Regions from separate parts of the Homo sapiens genome. Here region 1 is linked to region 2. Evidence: chromatin loops called from intact Hi-C (ENCODE). Cell type or tissue: HepG2. All regions are shown on one strand. Each heading gives the region's core, and the rest is flanking DNA. Links, peaks and the distances in the headings are about the cores only. Region 1 overlaps RAPGEF2 (Rap guanine nucleotide exchange factor 2). Region 2 overlaps FNIP2 (folliculin interacting protein 2).

Region 1 (16,149 bases), core at 5,287-13,286, 460 kb before region 2:
GTAATTCCACTATGTAGAAGGGTTCAGGGAAGAACTGAGAAAATAGGAGACAGGAAAAGGCTTTAACAATTTGCTAGCTTGTTTTGACTCAGTTTAGATTAGTTTTTTTTTAAGAGTACAATTACAGAGCTGAAACAGCATATATAATTCCCTTTAAATGCCCATTCCCGCTAAATAAAGACTTCAATATTTACCATTTGTTTTCCTCTATTATACCACATAACTGAGAATTAACCATTTTGTTTTCCTCTCTTATACCATTTTGTTTTCCTCTATTATACAAAATAATTGGGAAGTAAATATATTTAGAATGCGTTTCTGGCATTACATATTTAAAACACTGAAGTCATAGCCTTATTTTTTTTTTCCTCTATGGTGCTCATGGACGGAATTAGCTGGTGGAATTATTTAGATTCTATAGATAAGATAATTTTATGTATAGCCATGGTCATTTTTCTTTTTAGTAAGTAAAATGCTTAAAATGAATATTTAAATGAGTGATACCATTTTACATTGACCGGACACTGTAAAAATTCAATTATGTTACTTTAAAATAAACTATATTCAGATGTTTTTCAAACTGCAGACTAATAAATACAACTGACAATTAGTTTAAGTCACATCATTTGGTTGTTTACATTTAATTTTGTTTCAGAGACAAATTCTTTTAGAAGACGTCATAAATTATAAACACCTAATAATACCAAAAGTATCTTAAATGTATTTCTCTGTAATATAGTGGTTGCCAGTTAAATCAATCTAGTTTCACATTTGGCCTTAGTATTTTCTCTAGTCAATTATTAGATGCTTTTAAATATGAATATCAATAAAATATCAATACTGATACTATTTCTCTTTTGATATCAAGTATTTTCTTTTTATTAGCTATTATTTAACTAGCAAGTCATTCTACTGATTCACACTATGATTAATTTCCATGACTCTTCTAAAATCAATTTCTTATATGTATTTAAATAAAAACACTGCATAACTATTTCATATCACTTTTATTAATGTATTTACTTCATAATGTGCATTTTACTTCCATATTTTGATGAGATTATTAATTACTGTTGGCAATTTAAAAATACCATCCTTACATAACACTTTTTTTTAGTCGAACACATAGTTACGTGCAGTTCAAGTAAAATGGAAATTAATTTTTACTTTTCTGGGGTGTTATAAGACTAAAAGTAATAGTTCCACATTAAAATCCTATTGGTGCCAGGCATGGTGGCTCACGCCTGTAATCCCAGCACTTTGGGAGGCTGAGGTGGGGGGATCACTTGAGGTCAGGAGTTTGAGACCAGCCTGGCCAACACGGCAAGACCCCGTCTCTACTAAAAATACAAAAAGGCCAGGCGCAGTGGCTCACACCTGTAATCCCAGCACTTTGGGAGGCTGAGGCAGGTGGATCACGAGGTCAGGAGTTTGAGACCAGCATGGCCAATATGGTGAAACCCCATCTCTACTACAAATACAAAAATTAGGTGGGCATGGTGGTGCACGCCTGTAGTCCCAGCTGCTCGGGAGGCTGAGGCAGGAGAATCGCTTGAACCCAGGAGGTGGAGGTTGCAGTTAGCTGAGATCGCGCCACTGCACTCCAGCCTGGGAGACAGAGACTCTGTCTCAAAAAAAAAAAAGCCCTCCAAAAAACCCAAAAATTAGGTGGGTGTGGTGGCGATTGCCTGTAATCCCAGCTACTTGGGAGGCTGAGGCAGGGGAATCACTAGAACTCAGGAGGCAGATGTTGCAGTGAGCCGAGCTTGTGCCGCTGCACTCCAGCCTGGCTGACAGAACAATACTCTGTCTCAAAAAAAAAAAAAAAATTATTTGTAAGATATTTATATAGGGAGAAAAATCTCATCACAATGGCATATAAGTGTTCTTTATTAAGAATAAAATATATATTTTTAATGATATATTTTATACCTGGCAGTCATCCACCTTTGTTCTCATCACTCCTTTCATGTATTCTTTGTCCATGGTAGGAGAGACACCAAAACTATTTCCCATGCACAGTATTTCTGCTTTTCCATCTGGATAAGTCACTTCCACAGATCCATTGAGAATCACTGACCAGGAGTCCAGCTAATCCAAAAAAATAAAGACAAAGCAGAAAGTAACATCATGATCATACAGCTGTAAGTGCCAGTATGGTCCCTAAAAATGAATTAGCAGATCTTCCATTTTGGAGATAAAACAAGTAACTCAAGTTTACTGTTTAACAAGTTCACAGAATAAGGAATAAAACACAGCCACATATCTACATATTTCCATATGCCTAGCACAGAATGTATATCATAATGCCCTTTTAATTTGACTTTGGATATTCTTCTCTAAAATGACACAAGGAAAAAAATTTCTCTGTCCCCCCAAAGCTCATGTAGACAAAATGATCATCATTGCCTCAATGAGAATATCATTTTGTCTGACAAAATGCATTAAATTTATGAATATTTAAGATGCAAAAACTGAAAAGTTAATATATCAAAAACTTTCTATTTTCATATGAAATTCTGTAAATAATGGGAAATATAATGGATTTGGAATATAGTGACTCATATGGTGTGGCTCTGTGTCCCCACCCAAATCTCGAGTTATACTCCCATAATTCCCATGTGTTGTGGGAAGGATCTGGTGGCAGATAATTTGAATCATGAGGGTGGTTTCCCCTATACTGTTCTCTTGGTAGTGAATAAGTCTCACAAGATCTGATGGTTTTATCAGGGGTCTCTGCTTTTGTATCTTCCTCATTTTTCCTCTTGCCACTGCCATGTAAGAAGTGCCTTTCACCGCCTGCCATGATTCTGAGGCCTCCCCAGCCACGTGGAACTGTAAGTCCAATTAAACCTCTTTTTCTTCCCAGTCTCAGGTATTTCTTTATCAGCAGTGTGAAAATGGACTAATACAGTGACATAACAGGTGTACCATAATTCTTGAATTATTCAAACTTACTGTTGTTGGGTATTAAAAAGGAAAAAGTAAGAATTGGGGTTTTGTTCAATTGCTGTATTGAGATATCTTTAAGAAGAAACTTTTTAAGTGGTAGGAATAGTTACTCACCTCTTCACCATCATTTAACACTATGGTCCCTGCTCTTTCCACCACTGCGAACACCATCACAGCACAGAGTTCTCGCCTCACTGACATTGTCATATTGGCAAAAGCAGGCAACTGGTGCATAAATTCCAAGAGTTGTTCTGAAAAGCAAAAGACATACTTTGTAAAAACTACTACTTTTATTAAAAACAAGTATTCAAAAAGAATGTTTTAGGGTCCTTTCTTTTTAAATGCCCTACAATTTTGCTTATTGAAAAATACATATCAAGTATCTTTAGCACCAGCTGAATTTCTTGCAGGTACACAAAGAATTCTGTCACTGTGGAAATGATGACTCTTACTTGTTGAATTAGAGGCAACAGTTTTTATTGTAACTCCAGTTCTAATACCACTAAAGACATTACTAAACTTCAAATGGGAAATTTCTATTGTAAATGAGATATAAGGCTTATTATTATGAGAGTGGAAATGAAAGGTAGCTCTGAGAATTCTCCAACAAGTCAGTTGGTTCATTCCTGTGCCTTTTGGGCAGGTGAATGCCTAAAATAGTCAGCAGAAATAACTATATTTAATTCAAACATTCTAAGGAATATTTTCCATGTATCAAATCCATAAAAAAGATCAATTAAAAAATTAACGACATGATATGATAAATGAAAATGAAAACTGATAACACCATTTTTTAGCCCACAAGTTGGCAAAAAAGGAAGTTTGTTCACTCTTCTTTCCTATGGGAATGCTTTGGAGAAACAGCTTACACTTTGGTAGGGTTCTAGCTGTTGATGTCACAGTCTCTTCAAGTACTGGGTTTTCTATTTTTAAAAGTCCTGTGTTTTCTTATCATTCAGTAGCTTTACTAATTACACACTAAGTTCTTTCCTTACTCCTCACCATGGCTCTGTGAAGTGCGTTTTCTTTTTCATTTCATAGGGAGGAAACCAAGGCTCAGCATCAGCATCATATAATTAAGAGATGGCAAGACCAGGCGCAGTGGCTCGTGCCTGTAATCCTAACATTTTGGAAGGCTGAGGCAGGAGGATTGCTTGAGGCCAGGAGTTTAAGATCAGCCTGAGCAATGTGGCAAGACCCTATCTCTACAAAATATTTTAAAAATTAGCCATCTGTGGTGGTGCGTACCTATAGTCCTAGCTACTCAGGAGGCTGAGGTGGGAGGATTGCTTGAGCCCAAGAGTTTGAGGTTATAATGAACTGTGATTGTGACAATGTACTCCATAATGGGTGAAAGAGTGAGACTCTGTCTCTTAAAAAAAAAAAAAAAAAAGTGGCAGTGACATGATTCAAGACCATCTGCTTCCAAAGATCATGCTGGACTTTAAAGGGAGTGGTAAAGAGCACAGGGTGTATGTACATCAGATGTTTAAATGCTTACTAGCTGTATTACTTTGGGCAAGGTGATTAACTTCCCTAAGTCATAGTTTTCTCACTTAAAAAGAAAAATACAATATCTGCTTTACTGGATAGCTGTGAGAATAAAATGCAATAAAGATGATAAAAGTCCGTGGCACAGAGTAAATACTCAATAAATGAGAACTGCTATTATTGTCATTATTATAATAGTCATGACATCATTCAAACTTTTGGCTAAATAAAAATCATACTAGATGTTTCTTGTACATAATCAAACATTCCCTATATACATTCCTTTTATCTGTTAAGATTTAGTGACAAATTTTATGTTCTTGGATATAGTTTATTAACTGCTAAAACAAAGCACAACAGAAAAATATATTCTGTGAATATATTTTCCCAGATACAACATTTCTGGAAGGACAGACGGAGTGGTTTTCTCTGGCCCAGTTGGGCAATGGCATGTTCTGATTGGACTCTATGTCATCCCTCCTATATAAGACTTTTCATTACACAGGGGGGCTCTGGCAATAAGGAAAATGATAATGATAGGTGTACCCAAAGATTCTGTCCAATAGGACAGTGTTGCACAAACTGACTCAGATTTATGTGTCAGGAAATCACTTTACTTTTGCTACCAGTATTTTTTAAAAAATAAGTTAAACTATCAAAGCACATCAGTTATAGAAAGAATACGTTCTGTTTCATGAAACTTTTATTTCTGGAATGAGTAGGAGTGTCTGTGCTGTACCATAAAATGTATTTATTCCTGGAGAAGCAGTAAAGCAATTCTGAACACCATTGCAAGAGATGACCCATATCTATCATATATGGGAGGCAGGAATCATTGTTTTACCAATGCATTGACCTTTTGATTTGCATTATAAAGGCAAATGAACAAGTCATGGTCCTCTGAAGCACATCCCAGTTAATTCTGCAGCTTCCAGCCTCTGTTTTCTTTAGCCATCATCCCTCACGCCTCACCATAAACTATGATACTATTACCTATAGACCATGCATTTTACTTTTTTCCACCCCTTGTAGTTGCTAAATTTCTTTGGACAAGCAAAGATTCATGGGTTTAAGAAAAATGTGGGCCAGAAATTGTCAGAAATGTTTTGAATTTAGTATCTGTTTAGACAATAATAGAAGTCAAATAATTACCACATACATGATCAGAGAATAAAAAGTGGGAAGAAAATACAAAGTACCTTCACAAGTATTTGTTGTAATAATTTTAAAGTGCTTCGTGTAGACATATTGCGTGCTTTTTGGCAGACTCTTAATCTATTAGTGGGTCATGAGTTTAATTTGTGATATATAAGTAGCGGCTAGCATTAAAAAAAAAACCACAGGATAGAAGATACCTGCATATCATATATTGTAAGAATAAAGGAGACAGAAAGATCAAATAGTAGATGTACATAATTATCCAGGCTCAGCTGAAAAACCAGAAATACATAAATGCTAAACCAGATGGCATCTAAGATTTCATTTTAAGATTTCAAGGATTCAATAATGGTATCACTGGTTTTTAGATAATTTCTATGCTATATTATACTAGATGATTGGAGCAATTTTTAAAAATAAAGAACTATTTTATAACCAATCATATATATATATGGCAGCAGTCTCCAACCTTTTTGGCACCAGGGGCAGGTTTCGTGAAAGACAATTTTTCCACTCTTGGTGGGTGCGGGGGGATAGTTTTGGGATGAAACTGTTCTGCCTCAGATCATCAAGCATTACAGTCTCATAGGGAGTGCACAACTTAGAACCCTTGCATATGCAGTTCACAGTAGGGTTTGCACTCTTATGAAACTAATGCTGCCACTGATTTGACAGGAGGTGGAGCTCAGGTGGTAATGCTCCCTCACCTTTCACTCGCCTCCTGCTGTGCGGCCTAGTTCCTAACAGGTCAGGGACCAGTACCAGTCTGTGGCCCAGGGGTGGAGACTCCTGCTACAGGGGGCTCAAAACTCTGACAATGCCATAGGTATCATACAGACTTAAAAGGGCTTAGGATAGCCAAGAATTCAGAGCCTGGGATGGATACTAGGAAAATCCTCAGGACAAAGGAAAAGAAGCCACGGATGGGAGAAACAGGACAATTTTCTTTTGTATTTCTTAGAACAATCTATAGAATTATACACTTACCTATTAGAATGATACACTATTATGACCTATCTAACGTTTATGGAAAAATATTAAGCTTTAAAAACATTTTATTTACAATGTACCATTATAAAAAAACCCAAATAATTAACTTATAGATACCAGAAGCCGAAGCCAATTCAGAAAATTAGCTTATCCTGGTTTGCTTGATACAATTTTATATAAGAAATGTTTTATTAATTTTTTTTAAAAACCCGGGGCTTGTTAAAAGAGATCAAAGTAGTCTTCTACTTTACTGTGTCAAACTCTCAAAACAAAAAAAATTTTTTAAAACTATTCAATAATGGAGTACCTACAAAGTTATGAGTTCCAGGGTAAAAATTAATATGATAAAGTCCCTTCCTTCAAAGTACTGAAACAAAACTATACCCAAGAAATCTATCAGAACCCAAAGGGAATTTTTTTCTTCCTGCAGCTCGCAAAAATATGTTCAAATATTAGCAATTTCATTTGATTCACCTTAAACACTCATGCACACACTCACATGCATGCACGTGGACATAATCTGTCCCTTTTTTGCAGGGGAAGAGGACGTTGGGTAGGAAAAGAGGCATCTAGAGAAAACATCAATCATACAGATGTTTGTATTTTATATAAAGGTTGTCTATTTTAACTAAATCCTGGAGGATGAGTTGCATTTAACAAGAGCTAAACAGTTCTCACACATATTTTATTTTCAGGGAAATAGAATACAAAATCTTTCAAGGTCTTACATAGAACAAACAACACCCTTTAGGACTTGTTTAATGTTAGTGATTTATTGCTTTAAATAAATGTATCTTTGATAGCTGCAAACATGATAATTGTCATTGCTTGCAAGTAAACTGGTATTCAAATAAATGCTACTCCCTGTAGCAATTATATTGACAAGCACTTTTTTTTTTTTAAAGATGGCTTTTTATTTATTTGTAGGAATCATTATGGCTGCTGCTTTCTAGAGATTCTGGGAAAGAGGGTTTCTCAGCTATCAACTGAAAGTCTTAAATTTCCAAGAATGACAGACATGTATTTTAATAATCAGCATTTTCTTCACAACTATTTTAAAATGAACAGATTCAAAAAAGATATATTAGATTACAAAATGGTAACTTCCAAATCAATCTATTCATAGGCAACGTTTCACCAATTTTTTTTTTTAAAGCACCTATGAGTAAAGATTCTGAATTGAAATGGTAAACTGAACACACTTCCAATTTACTTCTTTAAAACTACAGGGGATTAAAAAGAAAGAAATTGGCAAGGGCAAAGAATGAGAACGTGAAATGCAATTTTGGACACTGGAAATCAGCTGAACATGTGGTATTGGACCCAAGAAAGTGAACAGGGAATTGGAGAGTGAAACCCGTTTTTAGAAATTGTAAATCAGATCAACACGCGATATCAGAAACAGGAAAAGTACAAACCTAAGTCTTCAGGGGGTGAAACAGAACCATTCCACTCAGGCCACTCCCCTGCTTCCATCAGCCCAGCCTCTACTTTACTCTTCTTCACTGCACTCACTGCCTGCAATAGGTTTATTTGTTCACTTGCTGATCACGCGTCTCCCCTAATAGACTGCAACAGAACAAGGACTTTTGCCCTTGTTCAGCACTGAGTGAGTTGCCAGGACTTAGAAAACTGCTTGGTACATAGAAGGTGCTCACCCACATTAGCTGAATGAATAAATAATAATTACCATACAATATTCATCTATAAAGAGTTAGCAATTCCCATAAATTACTTCAATTAAATGTTGAATGTCTAATCTAAGGTTTTGGTTTTTTTTTGCCTTTAATTTCCTAGAATATGTATATAGCTGAAATGGTGAAAGTTTTTCCTCATACATGTTTGTGTCACTCAAACTCATGTAACAAGCCACTCCACACCATCCTTTATCAATTCCAACAGATTCAGTTCATTTAATTGCCCTTCAAATATGTATTGGCCCAAGAGTTGGGGGAGTGGTACAACAGACAAGCAAGGCTCAGGCAAGGGTGGCTATGGACCCTGGAAATCTCGTGGAAGGATGACTCTCAACGGAAGTTGCTCTCATTTCCAGTGTTCGAAGAAACAAGGCAGAGTCTGGGAGGCATACTCAAATCCAAAACAATTACTACACAACCAACTCTTGCTATGATGGAAAGGTGGATATAAAGCTACTTAAATTTTTAACCTCTGGGTACACTTAAAGTCATTGCAGCACAATTCATAACAGCAAAGACATGGAATCAACCTAAATTCCCATCAATGATAGAATGGATAAAGAAAATGTGGTAAATATACACCATGGAATACAATACAGCCATAAAAAGAACAAGATCATGTCCTTTGCAGGGACATGGATGGAGTTGGAGGCCATTATCCTTAGCAAACTAACAGAGGAACAGAAAACCAAATACTACATGTTTTTACCTGTAAGTGGGAGCTAAATGATGAGAACACATGAACACACAGAGGGGAACAACACACACTGGGGCCTTTCGGAAGGTTAGAGGGTGGGAGGAGGTGGAAGTTCAGGAAAAATTACCAATGGGTACTGTGGGCAGCAAGCCACCCAGGTGCCGAGGCAAGAGACCGAGGACATGAGCTGTTCCAGTATAATAAAATATAAAACAAGAATAGTTATACTAGATCTAGGTTATAGACATGATTATATATAAAATCATTAATCATTAGTTAGTAGTACTTACTCTTTATTCCAATATTATAATAATCCTCGTTCTATAATCATAACCTAGGAAAAACCAGGCCATACAGAGATAGGAGCTGAGGGGACATAGTGAGGAGTGACCAGAAGACAAGAGTGCGAGCCTTCTGTTACGCCCAGACAGGGCCACCAGAGGGCTCCTTGGTCTAGCAGTAACGTCAGCATCTGGGAAGATGCCCGTTGCCAGGCGGACCATGGTCTAGCGGTAGCCTCAGTGTCATGGAAAAACACCGGCTACTTAGCAGACCGGGAAAGGGAGTCTCCCTTCCCCAGGGGGAGTTTAGAGAAGACTCTGCTCCTCCACCTCTTGTGGAGGGCCTGACATTAGTCAGGCTCGCCCGCAGTTATCCGGAGGCCTAACCATCTCCCTGTGATCCTGTGCTTCAGTGGTCACGCTCCTAGTCCGTCTTCATGTTCCATCCTGTACACCTGGCTCTGCCTTCTAGATCGCAGCAGTAAATTAGTGAAAGTACTAAAAGTCTCTGATATGCAGAAATAATGGCATTAGCTGTCTTTCTCTTTGTCTCCTCTCTCTCTCTGCCTCGGCTGCTAGGCAGGGAAGGGCCCCCTGTCCAGTGGACACGTGACCCAAGTGGCCTTACCTATCATTGGAGATGACTCACACTCCTTATCCTGCCCCTTTGTTTTGTATCCAATAAATACCAGTGCAGCCTGGCATTCGGGGCCACTACCGGTTTCCGCAACTTGGTGGTAGTGGTCCCCGGGCCTAAATGCCTTTTCTTTTATCTCTTTGTCTTGTGTCTTTATTTCTACACTCTCTCGTCTCTGCACATGGGGAGAGACCCACCGACCCTGTGGGGCTGGTCCCTACAGGGTACTAGGCTTAAAACCTGGGTGATGAAATAATCTATACAACAAACCCCCATGACACAGGTTTTCCTATGTAACAGACCTGCACTTGTACTCCTGAACATAAAATAAAAATTAAAAAAAAAAAAGGACAAAAACAGCAAAAGAAAGACAGAAAAAAAGTCTCAACCATCACACAGCCTATATGCCACTAACCTGACATTTTGCTGTCTCCTTCCACCCACTTGCGTCTTCACACAAAACCAGAGTAGAAGCAAATCACTGTGACAATTTTACCAACTGCCTTTATGTTTACATACAGAAAACATGAGCTTAATAAAAACAGTGCTCACGAGAAAATTAATAGAAGTAATACTGCTTGAAAGGCTCATTTTAACTTTTTTTTTTTTTGTCATAAACTAAGCTTAAGAAAGGGTTTATGTGGAAAGGGTTTACTAAGAAGTTTCATTCACATTATTATTTGTAGACTCCTGAAGGTAAGACTGAGTAAACCTGATTTTTTCCAATTTTTGTCCAACAAATACTACTGTTTATACAAAGGAAATTAATAAATTAATGAGTTTTTAAAGCCTACTAGTCTTGGGCTCTATTTCATCAGACAATTTTGCCACTAAATCTTTTTAATTGCTCGTAGATTCATTTTCCTGTTCAAGCTTACCAATGTCATCATCTGTCCGGTCAATTGGGTCCTTCTCTAGGCAGTCTCTCACAATGTCCCTGCTCATCAGAGGATCTGATGCTCTCTCAATGTCTTCTTCATCGTCGTCGTCTTCGGAATCCACTGCTGTTTCTGGCAACCCACTCAGGTCCATATCACCAGCCTCGCTTTCTGTGGCCTTAAGACACACACACAAAAATTAAAAACTATTTTAAGTAAATAAATCTTTGGGGCCCAAAGAAACAAGAGCAAGCCTCATTCAAAATAATGCTTGTTATATTTATTTTTCCATCCAACAACTATGTATGCACCAGAAACTACATGTAACAATTACTTTAACAAAATATGAGTGATTCCACCTCCTATTAAATTTTTGGTCAGGAATAACGACTTTATCTCAGTAATTTTGATTTCTTATCCTAGCTGTCATATGGCATTTGAAACATAGTAGAATAAAGAAGAAAAAGTATTTGTTTTCACTCCATTCTTCAAAGAGAATGGCTTAGGCTAACAGCTTAAGGGTGACAATTCTGAGCAATTCCTTTTGCAGAATAGGTGTGAATTTATTAATGCCAAGAAGCCTGGACCATTTTACCCCAATTAGACAGTCCTTATGGAAAAATGAGCCACAAATCAAAGGTAACTTGATAAATATGCAAACGAAACATTAACAATTAGTTGGATTATCCCAATGACCACTGTTAAACTATAAATCGAGAAACACTATAGGAGACCATACGCGTAAAGGCAACATACTCTTTCTTCCCATTCATCAACACAGGTAATCACATCACTAAACTTCAAGTTATCAAGATACCTGCAAATTTTCTAAGTCACTGGAGTCACACATTTCAAGATGGCCTCTTTTGTTGAACTAGCTCAATCCTAGAACAGTTATCCTTTCTAGGTCACCATGTAGCCTTTTGTGACTATCATCTCAGCAATATGTATGTATATATCATACAGATCTTATTTGACATTATATACCTAGACTTCAATTATCACTTAAGCATAGTAAAAATGAATTCAATTAAATATTAACTACATCAATCTTGAACAGAAGTGTTTTTCCAAATGAAATATTAAAATCTTGAAAACATCTTATACAATTATTAATTTTGTAGAAAACGTATATTACAAAGTTCAACTTCAAATCATAGCCCATACGATTCTCAAAGATAATAAATACCTTTTTTAAGAAAAAAATATTTTTTAAAAGAAAGATAAAAATATAAAATACTGACTTTGATAATAATAATAAGGTAACACTAAATACTTACAATGTGTCAGGTACTGCTCTAATTGCTATGTATTTATTAACTCATCTAATCCTTAAAACAACCCTATAAAGTAAAAGCCATTATTAACTTTTATTATTCTCTTAACACTTAGGTGAAGAGAAATAATTTTTCCAAGGTCATGCTGCTGATAAACTGTGGAATCAAGACTACAACCCAGGAATTCTGGCTTCAGAGTCTTAATCGCAATCTAATCTGTCTCTTTTTAAACATTCACTGAATATGAATGTGGCTTATATAAGGATCTATCCTTTTCCTATAATTTAATATTTACAGAATAAATTGTGCTATTTTCTTTTTCTTTCTTTCTTTTTGTTTTTTTTGAGACAGAGTCTTGCTCTGTTGCCCAGGCTGGAGTGCAATGGCACGATCTCGGCTCACTGCAACCTCTGCCTCCCAGGTTCATGCGATTCTCATGCCTCAGCCTCCCGAGTAGCTGGGACTACAGGTGTGCACCACCACACCCAGCTAATTTTTGTACTCTTAGTAGAGACGGGATTTCATCATGTTGGCTTGGCCAGTCTTGAACTCCTGGCCTCAAGTGATCTGCCCACCTCAGCCTACCAAAGTGCTGTGATTACAGGCATGAGCCACCACGCCCAGCCTGTGCTATTTTCTTATAAACAAAGTTTCAGCTTTGTAAAGTCCCGGTTCATATCACAGAACATAAGATTTAATCCTACATTTTGAAATAATACAAGCATGTGTTAACAATGAGTTTTATCACATTTTCTGCTCTTTAGGTACAATTTCCTGAACTAAAATGCATATATTATTTAAAAAAGAAACTTAAGGGGAAAATAATTGAAGACAGAAAACCTAATGTTTATGAAAGTTCAATGGCCTGGTCATTATAAGCAGAGATACTGCAGGCAGGAGAGTAATAAGCCACTGCAGCCCATACAGACAGAACTGTGACACACTCAGAAACACATCTCATAATTTAAACTCAAAATTAACTGAATCATTGCTAGATTTAAGAAGGAAACTGAAGTAGAACTTGATGTGATATAGTATGCCAAGGTTGTGGTTAGAGAAAATAGGTCAACATTGTTATCAGCACCTGACCCTGAAGTCTAGAAATACAATTTGCTAATGCTTGCTATGATCACATTTTTACCTCAGTTTCATCTTCACATTGAAGACTATTTATTACTCATCACCTTATATTTTCAAAAATATTATCAGTTCTCTATATAAACATTCTTTAATATTAGCATAGAGTGAAGAAAGGACACTACCAAAGACAGAAATTTTAAAAATATTTTCAATAATTTATATAGCTAATGGTTTTTCTTTAATTTTAAAACATCTAATGTATGCAAAAAGATGGAATATATTTTATACCATCCCAAAGAAATAATTATCGTTTAAATTATTTATATTTAAGGCTTAAGCAGAACATAAAGACTTTCAACTGTCAACTGGATTTATCTCTCCCAAACTGAACCTTCCACTTTATTTAAAAGATCACAGTTGCTTGCTATCTCTATGTGCATTCCATGCTTTAAGAAACAAACTATTCATAAAATAACATTTACTAAACCAAAAATTTAGAGATTATTATTTAGAATAAATAACCATTTTACCTTAAAATACTACAGATTCTCTAAATCATACTCTTTAAAAGAACGTGATAAACAACTTTTCAGGGACCTACTAATTTCATAATACCACTGCCTTGTGGACAAGATGTTTAGAGATTAAGTGGAGTTAAAAGTTTAAGGAACACAAACTGGTCTCCAGGAGGAGTACTAAACTTAAGAAGAGTACCTAGAATGTAGTATTTACTGTGTGAACAAACTCAGTTTTGTGGCTCCAAATCTCACCTCTACTATTCATGATGTGATTTTAGCAAAGTCACTTAACCTCCACAAGCCCATCTTATCATCGATGTAAACTGTAGATACAACTTCTTACTATTCATAGGACTGCTTTTGGATCAAATAAGGGAGAAAGCAAGCCAGTCTCAAGCTAGATCAAAAGTCCCTTCCTCAAGGGGATACTTTCTTCATCTTAGAACTTGTACACCTTCTACCTCTCCCCATAGCAGCAATGAACGCTGCACGCAATTTATATTTGTGGAATTTGACCAAAAAACCCCACAAAATTCTGTTAAACACCACACTCTCCTTATATATTTGTAAAATAGTATCTTAGACTAACTGCACAAATACATTCTGGTCAACTGGTTCATACACCAATTATAAAAATAGTGATCCTATATTGAATGACTATCATATGTGTCTAGCACTAAAGTTGATGTTTTAAAACATAATAATCTTCATATCAATTCAGCAAGTTAGTATTACTAACCCTAGTTTACAGAGGAGAAAATGTCAAGGACATTAAATAAGTTGTTCAATGTAAGCAAAACAAAACACAGTAACTGTGCTAGGACTCAAAATCAGGTGTGACCAACCAAGAAATACTAAGTACTCTGCACTTTGCTCGACATTCTCAATAGTCTTATAAAAAAAAATTGAAATATAATACAGTAATAAAATGTTTTCCACTTTGCTAAGTCATAAAAGATAAAAAGTTTAAATACATATTTGCCTATGAACATAACACTTATTGTTTTCTAGCTTCCTCCAAATAACAACACTACTAAGACTCACGCATGTCTTTAAACCCTTTTTTTCTAAATAAAGACACTAAAACAGACGCTTTATATTTAAAAGCTTATCTGGATATATTTGTTTCAGGAACAAGGAGAAAGGTTTACATAGTTATGTTAGCCAAATAACTCCTGTCTTAAATTAATTTATCTTATACAGGTACTGACTAACATAGATTTTGTTGTCCATTAATATTTAAATAGTGATATTCTTTTAAAAACAATATTCTCAGATCAATGCTGAAAGCTCCACTATTTAAATCAAAAGGGACTAAATACATTCTGCTATTGTGAACACAGTTCTTAAAACCAATTTATTTTACATTTTTTAAAAAAAATCAAGAAAATTCACAAACAAAAAAATTTTTATGCCATAAAGCTCTACTGAAGTATTAATTTAACTAAAATAAAAATCAAATACTGCATGTTTTATCAGTAAGCACTTTAAAATCACTTGCCAAAAAAGTTTTGCTTATTAAAAGCATATATATGCCTAAAAGAGAAGAACAATTTTTTAAAGCTCTTAATGTAAATCGTTAGGTTGCTTCCCCAAAATTACAATCCTACGAGGAGTATATAAAAATGTCTATAAATGCTTATTTTAAGTAAGAAAATCTGTGCTAATTTGATAGGCAGAATAATTTCATATTTAAGTCCTTATATGCTCAATTACTATTATGTTTCAAATACTTAAGGTGTAGACATTTGCATTTTCGTTTCTGTAAGTTACCAACTACTGTCCTTTGAACATTTTAACATTGTGAGCTGAGTATTTTTCTTATTTGTGTAAATCAGTTATATTCTGACTTTAAATCTTCTTATCAATTGATGTTCTAATTACAAAATGTTTTGATCCTTTATTAAAACATTGTTTGCTAACTCTTTAGTTTATCAGGAATTTATTTTAATTATGATACAAAATAAGAATACAAAATGATTCCCCAACCCCAAAGACCATTTATTGAATGATCCATCACTTTCTTTATTGATTTGTGAAGTTTCCTCTATTACATATTACATCCTTACACATGAGTTCAATTTTGCTTGAACTCTCTGTTCTATTGATCTATCTATTTTGTACAACTATTTCCGGTTTGCCTAAGCCACTCGCTCTGATCCTGATGGCCATACCATTTAACCAGGACCTTATCATGGCTGGAAATGGCATTGTCTCGTATTACTAACTTAGGCATTAAAGCTTTCAATCACCAACAACCTTCTATTCTTTCAACCTGCCCCCATCTGCTTCTAAGGTAACCCTTTTTCAACTTAAGAAGGATCTTCACTCAAGACTCTACTACCTTCTGTGTCTAGTGTTCACACCTGTCTTCCTTTCATATCCAGCTTATATTCCCTAGTCTATTATTTCAATTACATTCATTCAACACATCTTTACTGAATGCCTAAAATTTCCTGGCACTGTGCTAGGCTCTAGGGGAAAAAATAGAGA
Region 2 (16,149 bases), core at 2,587-10,586:
ACTGAATGAAAACAATAAAATGCAAAGCAAGTGCTTCTACCTGTCAAATTATTGAAGGCCCCCGACTTCTTTGTAATAATGGAAACTCGGCCATCACTTACACTTGGCTTTACAAAGCTATCACAGGCCTTCGCCGACCAGGGCCTCGTCCTCGTCCCCTCCTCACACTCCTCTTGTCAATAGCCAGACCCCTGATGGATTGTTTGGGGGAAGGGAGGACTGAAGACTTTCAACAATACATGATCTCCCCTGAAAGATGAGGATTGTGAACCCACAGGAAAAAACTCTTCGTTATTATGCTGAACATAGGGAATTAATGGCTCTCAGTTATGTTTCAAATAAGAAGCACACCTAATTATGAATACATTTATCTAACTAAATGCACACTACTTAATTAGCATTGTTTTAAAATGGGTGATCCAGCAGCATGGAATACAATGTTTCCTTAATATCCAGCCCCCTTTCCTTCTCCACTTAATGAGACTAAGTTTTTTTCAAGACTATTATTATTCCATAACAAAACAACCATGTTCTGTCTTCCCCAGGAAAAACTTCCCGTATGACCAAGAATGAGTTAGGCATGTTCTGAGTAATGATCAAATCAGGGCAATTAGCATATCCATCACCCCAAACTTTTATCATTTCTTTGTGTTGGGAACATTTGAAACCTCTCTTCTAGCTTTCTCTGAAAATAAGCTATTCTTAACTATCGTAATCCAGTGCTAAAGAACACTAGACTTTATTCCTCCTATCCAGTTGTAATTTTATATTTGTTAACTAGCCTCTCTCCATATCTCCCCTTCCTTAATTCCATTTAAATATCCACAAATTCTTTAATTGATTTAGAACACGCCTTTTACCCCCTAACCATGAGGGAGCTTGTATTCATTTATACATCTCACGACCAAGAGCACAAGGACAAGACAACATCTGTATTGTTACAAAATGAGGCTGAGAGTAATAAGGGTAGGGATGAGAATCTAATGACTATGTGTAAAACCAGGGCTTGGCTCACAGTGTCAGCTTTCATTATTGTTATTATAGCATGCTGCTTTCCAGGATGAGGTGCTTTTCTGTGGATATTTTTGATTGTTACAACTTGGGGCGGGAGGTGGGAGGGGCAGTTCTACTGGCATCTAGTAAATGGAGGCCAAGGATGCCACTCAATATCCATTAATGCGTAAGAGAGCTCTTCCCACACCCCACAACAACTCAACCAACAAAGAATTACCTGGTCAACAGTGCTGAGGTTAAGAAATCCTGCTCTAGGGTGAACAGCCACTGTGGAATGGGAGAACACAGTTGGCTTATACTGCTTTAAGAGTGTAGCACAAAGCTGCCAGTAGGGGAAAAAAGAGAGGAAGGTCGTGGGTCTACAATTAGAATCCAGGGACCAACTTCCTATTCCTCATCTGCCCAAAGACAACCTATGAATTACTGGGTGAGAGAGCCGGTATAAACTACAAATTCTAGCATTTTTTTCCTATTCCATCCCATATATTCTCTGAATAGTCAAATTAGGTACTAACCCAGCTGTGCCCAAAGAGGATTATACGGATGTGTTTTGGCCAGCATGTTCACTGACTGGGAGGTACGTTTCTCTGAGAAGGCTTTGATGGGAGGGTGATCCACAGGCATGACAGTTGGGACCCAGGCCAGGTGGTAGGTTAACACCGCAGTCAGTAAGGCAGCAAAAAACCTTGGAGAAATGGAAAAAGATACAACCAACTTAGTCAATACAGAAAGAGGCACATCCTATGCAGTACACACATTGGCCATGAGATTTGCATACAAGTCTCCAGAGAGTTGAAGCTTACTGGTTTTTATTTATCTGTTCTATCAGAAGTGTAAACTCCTTGAGAAAGCGCTGGCAGAGCTGGTTTTTTTCCAAAGTGCCGGACATCATAGTAAGCCATACAGGTTCAGCTATCCTTGGAACAGAATATAAGTTCCAGATAGTTCCTCTATAGAACAGAAAGAGAGGGAAACACAAAAGTGTCAGAAATACTATTTTGGATAATCTTGGTGTAAAAGAATAAAGGAGAAAACAACTTGAATCTATGTAGTCCTTAAAAGATTCAAGCTCCACACATAACAGGGGTTGCACACTATGGCCCACGGGCCAAATCTGACTGCCACCTTTTTTTGTAAATAAAAAGTTTTACTGGGTCACAGCCGTGCTCATTTATTTACTTATTTATTGTCTATGGCTGCTTCTGTGGGACAACGGCTAAGTTCAGTTGCTACTACAGAGACTCTACAGAAACTGAAAGTACAGAACTAGAAAGCCTCACTTTCAGCTTCTTGACCTTTGAAAAATAGACACCTCATTAAAGTAGGACCCAGATTCTCAGCCGGGCGTGGTGGCTCATACCTGTAATCCCAGCACTTTGGGAGGCCAAGGTGGTGGATTACAAGGTCAAGAGATAGAGAACATTCTGGCCAATATGGTGAAACCCCGTCTCTACTAAAAATACAAAAATTAGCTGGGCATGGTGGCGCGCGCCTGTAAACCCAGCTACTCGGGAGGCTGAGGCAGGAGAATCGCTTGAACCCAGGAGGTGAAGGTTGCAGCGAGCCGAGATCGCACCACTGCACTCCATCCTGGTGACAGAGCGAGACTCAGTCTAAAAAAAAAAAAAAAAAAAAAAGTGGGACCCAGATTCTCAAGCGCAAGCCAGTGAGCGTCCAGTCTGACCACAGCAGAGCAACAGGCAAATCTCCAGTGCTTTCCCAAAAACTATGGAAGGTTTACTAATCATCAGACTGCCATCAAAGAGCACAACTTTATGTCATTCTCAAATATATGACTTAAGTCTTAGCAATCACCAGATAATAAGTAACATGTTACTTGAGTACTTTAACACATAATCCACAGTAAAAAAAAGGCTTGCGATTTTGCTCCAGGTAGCATTACTGAGTTCATCAGCATATACTTTAAGCATCATAAAAGTGTTCTAACATTCAAAGGATTATAAATTTTTTTTTTATCCTTCCTCTATGGAATAACAGTTTGACTCATTCGCTCATGACTGCTTTGGAGTGGGATTCCATTCCCTATCAAGAAAGTGGCTCTAAATGGTGCAACAATCCCAACTCAGCATGATCAGAGAGGATCCCACCTGCTACCCAACACAATTTACCTTTCCACACAGATACTAGGAGCAAGGACTCTAGACACCAGTTTCCAGAGGACACTTGGTGTAAACTAGGACTGTCCTGGCAAACTGGAATGTATGTCTTCCCGACATGCATAACCTCTCCATCTGTGCTTTGAATAAGCATCCCTGAACTCAAGTTTCCACATCTGTAAAATGGGGTTAGTAGTGCTTAGGGCTTTTGTGAGGCTGACATAAGATAATGAATAGACTGGTGAGAGATACCTGAACATTAGTTTTCCCCATTCATCCTGTTAAAAACAATCCTATCAGGGACTGTCGGTTGAGCAATAGTGAGGATTACTCAGCGGTAAATTATTTAAATTTTTTGCTTCATTTGTTCTGTTTCCATCTTGAAGGGCGGAACCACAAAAGTGAGGAATAACTGCCAGGCCCCCAATTCTTCCAAGTCACAGTTTATCTTTATCCATGGCTGCTCATAAACATCTCCTGTTGGATTTGCCAAACTTTGCCACTTTACCTGAATTCTCCCAGAGCTTCCATCAAACGGCTGACATAAAACTGGACTCGGAGACTTGATTCTGCTATTTTCCTACAGGAGATCATAGCCTTTATTGAAGAGAAAGCAAGTCAAATTACTGAGAAGAAATTTTATAACTTATCTACTGGGCTGTATTAATAAAAAAAATTATGTAATCAATTAACAACACTCAAGGTAATAATGCCTTCAGTCACGAAAAAGCAGTCATTTCCTTCCCTAAGGTAACCCAGTATCTGGTAACTAACATCAACATGCCTAAAATTTATCACTGCTACAGGTGATTTAACTTCCTTAGGAAAGACATCTGATACATCGGCAAAGAAATTCTGCCATCTTCAAAGCCCCACAATCACTTCTCTATTTGACTTTGGATTACATCCTTATTACCTTTTCAATTGCACTCTTCAGCCTGTTCATGTGAGATTCAAACAGGGGAAAATGAGAAAAGAAGAAGTCCTGGAAATTCCTTTGTGCTTCTTCTTTCTCACATAGGGAAAAGATGATGCTTATGGCAATTTTCTTCCTCCTAACCATAGCTGGATTAGAGCTACAGGTTTCTTCAGCCAAGCTGAATGTCTCATCAGTTGACCTGGAGGGAAATATAAGTTTGAAAAGTTGCCATGCATCAGTGAGTCACACTGAAGGTCAACTGTAATGACTGGGGATGACACCCAGAACATTCAGTCATAACTAAGAGTATCTCTGCCTTTAGTTCATTCTTTTCTATAATTCCCTGGCATGAAGATGAGAACATCAGCTTGCCTGCCACACGGTATTATCCTAACATGGAAAGAAGCTCAAATGAAAGCTACAAGTAATTTAAATTTCCCGTTGTTACTCTTGTCCTTTTCCTTTGAATCGTTTTATGTCAAATTGATGATATTTAGGAAGGAATGTGAAATATCTGTTTATCCAAAACATAGTCAGATACCAATAGATAAGACATCAAAAGAGGAATGATACTACGTGGTATTCTATTGAACAAGAGTAAACATTTGAACATGTACTGGTACTTCCAGGATTACTTTCCCAGGGCTATTAAAACTACTAGATCAAGTAACTCTTCTAAATGCTCAGATTAAGCCATATGATTAAGCTCTCTGAAAATCCTCCAAGCAGAAACACTTACCTCTCTTCTGCTACAGTAAAATTTTCAAAAAACCTGATTCTTTTGAGAGACTCGGCTTCTATGATGACAGCCACGAAGCCCAAAACTTCTAAATATATATTTAATTTGTCTTGTGGGGTAAGCCTCACAAAAATGGCCTAACCATGTCTCTTACTTAACTACTGTGAAAAGCCAGTGTAGCTACCAAATAGCTACTAACAGCAAGAGTACAAATAAAATAGTTTTTTCCTACAAAAACACCAACACAAAGGACCTAACATTGCAAATGAGAGCCCTAGACTGGCGATACATTTTCTCTTTCTAACTCCATCATCTAGTCTCCTATCTCTGCCAAATATAGAAAGGAACTGCTTCCTCCATTTTCTTTACTATAAATTACAACATAACAATTACTCATGCTGGGCAGAATATGAGAATTAGCCTTCTGCCCCCTGGTCTTCAACTTATTTACTTAGGGCTCTACTCATAGCTTGTATGATTTCAAATAAACCTAGATTTTATTATTAAACATACATATGCCAAAAGTGTTATGGTCAGGAAAGCTATTAAATTAATTAATTAATTTTGGGGGGACAGGGTCTCACTCTGTCACCCACGCTGGGGTGCAGTGGTGTGATCATGGCTCACTGCAGCCTCAATTTCCCAGGCTCAAGCGATCCTCCCACCTAAGCCTCCCAAGTAGCTGGGACTACAGGCACATGCCACCATGCCCGGATACATTTTTTTTTTTTTTTTTGGTAGAGATGGAGTCTCCCTACATTGTCCAAGCTGGTCTTGAACTCCTGGGCTCAAGTGATCCTTCCACCTCAGTGTCCCAAAGTGCTGGGATTACAGCCGTGAGCCACTGCACCTGGCTATTTTATTTTTAAAGGAAAGGAGATAGACATCTTATTCTAACCTCATTATGTGTTACTATTTCCCTTAACTTCAAGCAAGATCCTGGAGATGTAGGTATGGTTGGTAAATCAGTAAAAGGTTTTCACTCCAGATGTTACTGATGGCACATGGTGCTGTTATAAATGCTACACATTACAATAAACCATCAATTGCTTTCCCTGGGAAATTCCCGGATTCTAATCATCAGAGAAAATTCTTGAGGTTTCCTTAGAACTTCACACAATTTCATACAATGTTCTCTCTTCTTTACCAAGGTACTGGCACTAAAGCCTTGTTTTCTTGCACTACAGTAGTTGATTTCTGTTCTGTATAGGAAATTCTTCTGAGTTTATATTACAATAAGGCTTGCTTGCAATCCTTTCCACTTTGTCTGTCATCTTACATTTCCCTTCTTTTTCAAAAGTAAAATGACTGTATCAGTCCACTCATCTTTAGGCCAGCTTGACCTTTAATAATCAAATTATAATAAACACTGAACCCAATACAGTTTCTCATCAACATCTCCACCCTATAAACAATAGCCAATGCTCTCATCAGTTTTAATGTAGGAGAGAGTGCCACCTGCTGAAATTTCTGAAAAACTTCCATAGCTATAATAGAGTGGAGAACTTACTTGCTTCACCATAACCCTCCACTGAATTCTAAATCAACTGAGTTTCATTCTGTAGTCTTGCATCAACCATGCAACGTGGAATAAATCAGGTCACGTAGTATCTTACTTATAATTTAGAAATTATTCTACAAAAAATGATGTTTAAGAATGTTTTCAAAAATTTAAGTGTGTGTCCCAGTACTTCATCAGTACTTTATCTCCATGTCACCAGAGAAGGTACACAGGCTGTACTGCAAATGTGGAAACTGAGGCAGAGTTCTACCTCAACTTTCCTCAGGAACAGAAAGGTTCTTAGTAACAATGCTGGAGTTAGAACCCAGGATTCCTATCTTCTAGTCTAGGCTCATGACTTGGATACTGGCAATGACCAGGGATTCTGACCCCATGCCTAATCTGTCTGCTGGTGCTCATGCTAGTCAATGCATCATGCCACGCAGAGCACTGAGGAAAGGAGCTGGAAGCAGTCTGATCAACCGACAGCCCTGAGAGTCAAGGAAAGGCTGCAGCTACATACAATTTTTTTCCTAATAAAGAAATCAAATAGAATTTTGTTAACACTTATCGATAATCATTTATATACATTGTAAGTACTTCAAGATCATAAATAATTAAAGCAAAAATGGCTATTTAAGTACATCTCAATAATCTATCACTGGTATCAGGACTCCTTAGTCTAATTGTTATTTATGTCAGTTTTGAACTTATACTGAACCTATGTATTACATTGGACTATATGAAATTAATGTTTTGTAGGTCAAAGAACATCCCATCAGCAACTTTATAAAGTTGGTCCAATTTAATAAGTCAAATCAAAAGGCTTCCTGGGACATTACACCTTGCTCTTTAGGGTTTCAATTGCCTCGGTAAGTGATGGAATCCTTGAGGTTAGCTGTTAGATGCCCAAGCCCCATTCCCCATCCAGTAATCAAAGCCTACCACTTGGCACAGCAGGGGGCTCTGAGGTCAGCGTGGAGCCAACTGTTAAGAATTGTGAATACTGAAAACATTCATTCTATTTTATAGAATAAAGTGTTGCCCGATTCTAACAAAAAACAGAAACTGTGACTATCATCCCTGCTACCTTTAACTCTCTTAGGAAGGACATTTTTAATTACCATGAATTTTCTGTCAAAGCCAGAAGCAATCATAGTGTTTGGTACCCACTATTCTCCTGTCTCTAGCATAAAAAACTAATTTTCCCAACCACATATCTGCCAAAAGGGAGAGATCAACTACAAATCCTTTAAATGAAGGGATCTTAGGCCGGGTGCAGTGGCTCACGCCTGTAATCCCAGCACTTTGGGAGGCCGAGGTGGGAGGATCACGAGGTCAAGAGATCGAGACCATCCTGGCCAACATGGTGAAACTCCGTCTCTACTAAAAATACAAAAATTAGCTGGGCATGGTGGCACACGCCTGTAATCCCAGGTACTCAGGAGGCTGAGGCAGGGGAACCGCTTGAACCCGGGAAGCAGAGGTTGCAGTGAGCTGAGATTGCACCATTGCACTCCAGCCTGGTGACAGAGTGAGATTCCCGTCTCAAAAAAAAAGGGATCTTCACGGGCACAGTAATCAATTCAAAACGTCTGCCACACTCATGTTCTCGGTGTTCAGCAGTACTCTATTAAGGGCTGGCTGCATGGGCATGCGACCCCACACGCACAGCGTCCCCCCTCTCACAAGGGCCCCAGGCTTCATTTAATGTTCTGTGATTACCATTTTGAATTTTAAATAATTTTATCTTTGGACTTTTGTGCTGTAAGTGAAGTTTAATGGGACAATGAAGCATGTGTTCGGATGAAGTCTAATGAGACAATGAAGCTCAGAAAAGGATACCCCAAAGTATGACACTTTGGTATGCTGAGTACTTTGAACTGAAGGACAGGGGCTCAAAAGCAAGACCTTGCTTTTCTGACCTTATTCTGCCCTTCCTTCTCCTACTCCTCTTTCTCCCCAAAGGCATAGAAACTAAGATTCCTGTTCCCCAAGGTAAATCAAAAAAACATGAGCCTCTTTTTTCCCCAAAGCTAACTGTAAAACCTATTATAGAAATACTATTCTAACTTTCTCCCACCTTTGTAAGTGCTGGTCACAAATAATTTCTCTGACCTACCTTGCCTGAAAATAGATCATAAGACCCTCCCATTTCGGAGGGGTCTTACCCTCTACCTGGGAGGAAGGAATGCCATACAGAGAGGTCAAAAAGAATTCCGACAAGACAGGTCCTGCTGGGTTTTCCTGCTTAAGTCTATTACCATTAGATCATATTTCTTTGTCCAATCACATTTCTACATGGCAGTCCATTCTGTGTTGAACTTAAGCATAAAAATACAGTTTTCCTTGGGTCCCTCAATCTTCATGTCTGAAGGCTCCATGTCATGTGAAACTTTGACTAAATAAAATTGTTATGTTTCTCTCTTGTTAACCTGTATTTGTTACAGGAGCCATGACCCTTATGATGGGGAGGGCACGGATGAACTCAGAACCCAGGGCTTGCAGCCCAGACACCGAGCAACTGGCCCGGCAGTCAGGCACATACCCATAAGCCTGGGGCAGGACACGGTGTTAGAAGACTCTAAAGCGGCACTGCCAGGTCTTGGACCCACACTAATGGCTGTGACTGTGGTGACAACAGAAGCTGCAGTAGCCATGGTTGTGGGTGATAGGGGAGAGGAGAGAGGAGGGACTCTGGTAGCTCCAGGAACCAGGGTGGGAGGCCAGTTTGCCCATCAGTCACCGGAGCCTGTCCCTATAGAGTCTGCACAGATATTTAACTCTATGACCTGAGCACCAGGACAGTAAATTATCACAAAGTAAAAGCCTACATGGGGACATTGCAATAAAGAATATCAGGGAGTTATTATAATTCTGCAGAGAGTTTAGTCTCTGTTTTTGAAAACTGCTGCAACACTGCAAAGTAAATATTCATAGGCATAGAAATAGAAATTGAATGTAAAGATTGTTATACTGGACAAAAAAATACACTGTTTTCATATGAAGCTTCAGATGAACAAATTATTAAAGAGGAAGGCCATTTTAAAATTAATTTTTCCTTGTAATTGAGGACACAGTGATAGAATGCATAAACAGGCTTTTTGAATTATATATAACTCATGAGAACATTTTTAGTTTCTTGTAAGATCTCCACAAGTTACAGGAAATGTCAGAAGAAATATTAAAATAAGCTTGTATAAATTTACATCTAAAATTAAATTCAGACTTACTCAAAATGGATTTGTGTGAAGAATTAAATCTTTTAAAAAACTGTTTAACAAGAATCATCTGATCCAGATGTACTAAAATTTACATCTTGAAAGTTTATCAAAAATTTATCCATAACCATCATTCTGAGCAAACTATCGCAAGGACAGAAAACCAAACACCGCATGTTCTCACTCATAGGTGGGCACTGAACAATGTCCCCACTTGGACACAGGGTGGGGAACATCACACACCGGCGCCTGTCGTGGGGTAGGGGGATGGGGGAGGGATAGCATTAGGAGATATACCTAATGTAAATGACAAGTTAATGGGTGCAGCACACCAACATGGCACATGTATACATATGTAACAAACCTGCACGTTGTGCACATGTACCTTAGAACTTAAAGTATAATAATAATAAAAAAAATTTATCCAGATGTTGTCATAGTCCATAAAGCTATGTAAGACTGCATCAGCAGAAAGATCCTTCTCCAAGTAAAAAATTATCAAAAATTATTTGCCACCTTGCATTTGCCAGGAGTGACTATCACTTTCAATTATATCCACTGAAAGCCAAGTTGCTAAAACTATAAACTTTGATGACTAAACAAATGTATTTGCAGAAAAGGCTTACAACACAAGATATCACATAATGATATTATAATATAAAATTATGACATCAAAAATATTATGTTTGGAATTTATTAGTTTATATTATTATTCATCTATCACTATCATCTCTATTATATCTTACATATAAAGTATTCTTAAAGAAAAACTTTTTTTCTTTTTAGTCCCTTTAATAACTCTTTTCTTGTTTTTTGGGTAAGAGGACCACATTTTTATTTTGCACTGGCCCATAAACTAGGTAGCCAGCCTTGACCATATTCACAACCTTTCTGAATGTAAGATACTTATTTTAGGTGTATTATTTCAACTTTGGATTTAAACCTGAAGGGATAAAAAAACATTTTCAGAAAAGAAATGTTGAAAGAGGATGGTTTCCAAGACCTATCTCTTCCAATCACAGAAGCTGTCATAATGACAGTGAGGATGGTGGCGATGCCGTCTCCTGACAGTTGCAGTAATGGTAATGACAATGACAGCAATAATAATAGTAAATAATTCACATTGGCCACATTTTATTGCCCATATCCTATGTCTTGGCTAAACACCGGACTTGATTTATCTCATTTAACCCTCCCAGCCACACTCGGAAGCTGTGCTAGTATTATTATCATATTGCAGATGACGATGCAACACTCAGAATCCAGGTTAACTTATTCTATCAGACATCTAGTGAGTGACAGAGCTAGGACTTGTGTTCACACAAAATTCCAAGCTTTTAATCATCTCATTCAAAGTCCACCAACCAAAAAGCAGCTTCTTGATGGGTGACAAAGCTATAATTTTTTCTTTCCAGCTAGCTCCCTAGGATTGTGAAAGGAACAGAAGCGAGGCAAGCCACCTGACATGTGCTGCTCACACATCCTGACCCCTCAGTTTCTCAGCTTGTCCCTGCAGTGTCATCTCTTCCAGGAAGGGCTCCCTAATTCCCCCCATGACCATCACTGTATTTTCTCCATCCTGAGTCTCATGGCACTTTATGTCTCCCTGTGATATTTATCATGTACCATCTTGTAAACTATCCAAGTACAGGCACATAGCTGAACTGTCTTATACCTTCACGGATCTCTACGTATGTTGAGTACTAGTCAATTTACTAAATCAGTTAATTGACATGTGAATTTTTATAGGTACATATAAAAATTCCACTTCAAGTATTTGGATTGTAGGAAGAACAAGTTGGAAGCTATGAATGTAACATCAAATGTACATTTTGCACACAAAACCAGCTGAAATAAAGACAGAAAATACCTAGATGCCATCTCTATTTAAAATCATGTTCATATCTGTTTAGTTGAAGAATTTACATTTTACAAAGAGAATATATCACAAACCCTTGACTTCATATATTTTTGAATACCACACTGGTATCACTGTAGCCAAGGAAGAGATTGATCCACCCTTCATTACTTATACAAGCTACATCTGGAAGGGACTCATTTTAAAGAGAGCACACCATTTTAAATGAACACCCAATCTAGCTCAACATGATACAACTACCCAGATACTCCCCAGTGTCTTCCAAAGGAGGAGATTTTAAAATTTCAGCTTTTATTTATTCTTCCCTTTAGAACTTCCAATTTGTAAACTTTCAGGCTCAGCTGAAGCTAATAAAAAAGTTTTGGTTTTTTTTCCACTGACAATAGGCACGAACAGCCTCCCTGCCAGTTTCATCAAGCTGCCTACACTCCTACTTTTCTCAGCAAGAGGAAACTTGCAACTCACCTTCTTGGGATGATGCCATTTTCCAAACTTGTTGTCTGACTTCGAAGCCAGCGGCGCTGGTAACTGCTGGAAGAAGATGTAGAGGAGCTTGGAGATGGGAAAGGTGTGATCAAAAGACTGCTTAGTGAGGCTGTAGGAAGAATTTGGAATTTGAAAGTTGAGGTCAATTAGTCCTCATGTAGCTACATAATGCACAACATTAAGAATGTATTTAATATCACTGAACTCTACATTTATTATGTATTTAATATCACTAAACTGTACACTTCGCCACTAAAAAAATGACAAAACCCGCAATTACCTTTGCACCAACCTAATAAAATGGTTGAGATGGTAAATTTCATATTATATGTATTTTAATACAATCCAAAAATTGGAAAAAAAATATCTATGCCAAGTAATCTAAAATTTCAGGTTCTACCAGTCATATCCAGCAGGGGGAGACTATAATTTCTCTCTTCCTAAGATTTCTGAACAGCAAAGAAAACATCCTTTAAAAAGGAACACAAATTAAACGAAATAAGAGTCACAGATGTAGCAAGTGCACAAATTAGCAGGCCCATATTACAAATGCAAAATAATCATTGCTCAGACTGTAGATTGCAGATTTCTACTAAAATGGTCCACACAACATAACTATATTGCCACCAGGTAACTAATGCCATACATAATGCTTACTTTACACATATTTCCTCCTTAGTAATCCTTCACTCTATACTTTGAGGTAAAATTAGGCAAATAAGTTTTTTCCCCATCTAGTATCCTGTCTCCCAAACTTCATCTCCATATATACAATACTTATCCTCCTTCCCTCCAGCCCCCACTGCTACTCTGTTGTCTGTGAAAAAGAAACCTCTACTCTCCAATATGCTTTCTGCTTGGATTACTTATTTGCCTCTGAACCTTTCTCTGCTTCCTCCTGCTACATATTAGATGCCTACACCTGTGTCTCAGGAAGTATGAGCTGACAGTGCCATCCCAGACTTTTCTAACAGGCAGGGAGGAGGGACTAGTCCCTCTCAGGTAGGCAAAGGGTTTCTTTCAAGTCAAGCTGCTTGATGAACATCTACTGGTTTGAAAGAATGGAAGAAAACAGACTTGTTCTGCTTTTACTTCCCTAAGGCTAAGGAATTAGACATTGAAATGTCACTCAGTCCAGTGGAAAATAAAATAGGGTGCTACAGATGGCCAGTCAACATTTTCTGAAACAAATCACAGGGCAAAGGAAATTGATTTTGGTAAATACAGTATACTATGCTCATGAATATCACTTGATAAAGCAGTGTCTCCACATGAACTATTACATTTATACTTTTGTAGGCAAATGTAAATAACCTGACTTCCCGACCTGAGCTCTTAAATACTACAGGAGTTACTTTGCTATCAACTAATAAGTAATGCCAGGTGTGGTAGGCAACTGGGGTAAGTGGTGGACAAGTCTATAATAGTATCAATGAACATGATGACTCAAGTTTCTTTCCAAAGCAGAGGTCTCTGAGATGCTTTTCCTTTTATCTAGCTGATATTCACAGAAAATTTGTTTGGTAGGTCTTAATCATCTTTGCATCCATTGTACCCATAACGGTGCCTTGACCACAGTAGGCAATTAGCAAATGCTTCCTGAACGTATGGCACTTTTTTTTTTTTTTAACCAAACTGTTACATGTGGCTGGCCCCAGTAAGCTGACCTGGTTGCCATCTTGAGACCAGACTTAAATCCCCAAAACCAAATCCACATTTCAAGTATCAGTGAACAGGTAATTTTTCTGAGAATTTTGAAAGGAGTTAGAAGAGAGCTTTTCCTTGGAGTCACACAAAATTACTTAATAAAACATCCTAATTAGACGTTTCTGTCCTGCCCCCTAGTTCCTAAAGTCCCCTACAGAATCCAGAAGCCCCCTCCCACATCTCTAGGGTCCTGCCTCTCTCCTTCCCTTATGCTGAGCAAATCAACTTCTGGCAGGCAGAGAACAAGGTTGACAGATGGTACTTGCTGGATAAATACTTTTCTCCTGTCACAGTATTAGGGCTCAGAAAATGATACCCCAAAATATGGTGCCCTGGCATCCTGAGCACTTTGAACCAAAGGACACTGGAAGGCCTCAGAAGTCAAGTCTGTCTCAGATCTTCTCCTGACCTTCTTTCTCCTGCTCCCCCTCCTCCCTGCAAGGCAAACCACAGAAACTAAAATTCCTCTTCATTAAGGCAAGTCACAGAAACTAGATCCCCTTTTCCCCCAAAGCCCGCCATGAAACCTAGAAATATTACTTTAACATTCCCTTGCCTTTCTATGTAAGAGCTGGCTATAAGGAAATTCTTAGGCCTACTTTATCTGAAAGTAGATCGTAAGACCCTTAATTCCAGAAGGGGTCCAGTCCTATACCTGACAGGAAGAAATGCCACACAGAGAGATCAAGAAGAATCAGGATGGGCCCTTGCTAGGTGGGTTTTCCCCTTTGGTCTGTGACTATAAGATCAACCCCCTTTTGTCCAATTACAATTCTACCTGGCTACCCACTCCTTCATCAAATCTAAGCATAAAAAGGGACAGTTTTCCCTTGGGTCTTTGGGTATCTCTGAAGGCTCCCATGCCATATAAAATTTTGATGCATTCTTCAGTATGACAATTGCATTTTTCAACTCCAGAATTTCTGCTTGATTCTTTTTAATTATTTCCATTTCTTCATTAAATATATCTGATAGGATTCTGAATTCCTTCTGTGTTCTCTTGAATTTTGAGTTTCCTCAACACAGCTATTTTGAATTCTCTGTCTGAAAGGTCACATATCTCTGTCTCTCCAGGACTGGCCCCTGGTGCTGTATTTAGTCCATTTGGTGAGGTAACGTGATCCTGGATGGTCTTTATGCTTGTAGATGTCAGTCAGTGTCTGGGCATTGAAGAGTTAGGTATTGATTGTAGTCTTCACAATCTGGGCTTGTCTGTACCCACCCTTCTTGGGCAGGCTTTCCAAATATTTGAAGGGACTTGGGTATTGTGATCTAAGTCTTTGGTCACTGCAGCTGTATCTGAACAAGCCAGCTGACACTGTGCTCCCCTTGGCTGATCTTGGATAAGATCTAGAAGAATTCTCTGGATTACCAGGCAAAGACTCTTGTTCTCTTCCTTTACTTTGTCCCAAACAAATGGAGTCTCTTTCTCTCTCTGCTGAGCTGCCTAGAGCTGGAGGAAGGGTGAAACAAACATCCCTGTGACCACCACCATTGAGACTGTATTGGGGCAGACCTGAAGCCAGCACAGCACTGGGTATTGCCCAAGGCCTGCTGCAAGTACTACCTGGTTACCGCCTGTATTTGCTGAAGACCTAGGGCTCTAAAATCAGCAGGTTGTGAAGCCAGCCAGGCTTGTGTCCTTCCCTCAAAGGTGGCAAGTTCCCCCTGGTGAGTCCAGAGATGCTGTGAGCCAATGCCTGGAGTCAGAAACCTTACGAATCTACCTGATGCTCTGTTCTGCTGCAGCTGGGCTGGCACCCAAGCCACAAGACAAAGTCATTCCAACTCTTCCCTCTCCTGTCCCCAGGCAGAGGAGTCTCTCTCCATGTCCACCACCACCACGGGCCCATAGTGGCTACTGCCAGCCTATAGTGATGTTCACTTAACGCCCAAGGGCTCTTCAGTCAGCTTATGGTGAATGCTGCCAGGCCTGGGACTCACCCTTAGGGCAGTGGGGTCCCCTCTGGCCCAGGGCAGGTCCATAGATGCTGTCCAAGAGCCAATGTCTGGAACTGAGGACCCTAAGTGCCTGCTTGGTGCTCTACCCCACTATGGCCAACCTGGTACCGTTTTCTCAAGCATAAGGGGCCTCTCCTCAAAGCCACCACAGCAGTGACTGTGCTAGGTCATGTCACGTCTCAGAGTCTCACCCAGGGCCTTAAGTCAGCAGGTGATGAATCCTGCCAGTACTGGGTCCTTCCCTTCAAGGCAGCGGGTTCCTTTGTGCCCAGGCTGTGTCTGAAAATGTTGTCTGGGAGCTAGGGCCTAGAATAGGCACCTCATGACATTGCCCAGTGCTCTATCCTACTGTGTCTGAGCTGGTATCCAAGACAAAGTCCTCTTTACTGTTCCCTCTCCTCTCCAAGTGGAAGAAAGGAGTCTCTCCTGGAGCTACGAACTACACTGCCTGGGGTTGGGAGATTGGTGGCACAAGCATTCCCTTAGTTGCCCCGGCTGGTGTATCACTAAGCTGTGTGCACCCCAAGTCCACTGGCTCTGAGCCCAGCACAGCATCAGAACTGGCCCAGGAGTTGCAGTCCTTGTGGTCTAGACAGCCTTTCAA

What was found. A loop is a pair of places that touch in the nucleus more often than their neighbours do. Peaks named below come from ENCODE experiments on the same cell type or tissue, not always from the same donor. Only the 100,000 strongest peaks of a DNase experiment are listed, where the experiment ranks them.
Region 1: it touches region 2 in a loop (3-fold over the local background); 5 of 110 quality-filtered maps call a loop at or near these places.

Annotation. Positions count from the first base shown.
Region 1 is chr4:159,309,401-159,325,549 of GRCh38, reverse strand. RAPGEF2 (Rap guanine nucleotide exchange factor 2) reads right to left here. Exons shown (of 30, transcript NM_001394067.2): 9 at 10,782-10,959; 10 at 3,067-3,203; 11 at 1,933-2,091. Among named protein-coding and RNA genes, the nearest start is that of MIR3688-1, 190 kb to the right of the region's middle. RefSeq lists an enhancer at 9,339-9,633. In HepG2, for the core only: a CTCF peak has its summit at 9,422 (motif pointing right); no DNase peak of the experiment used is centred there.
Region 2 is chr4:158,847,157-158,863,305 of GRCh38, reverse strand. It overlaps FNIP2 (folliculin interacting protein 2), which reads right to left. Exons shown (of 17, transcript NM_020840.3): 8 at 11,856-11,985; 9 at 4,048-4,249; 10 at 3,640-3,728; 11 at 1,818-1,964; 12 at 1,530-1,699. Among named protein-coding and RNA genes, the nearest start is that of FNIP2, 86 kb to the right of the region's middle. In HepG2, for the core only: a CTCF peak has its summit at 6,250 (motif pointing left); no DNase peak of the experiment used is centred there.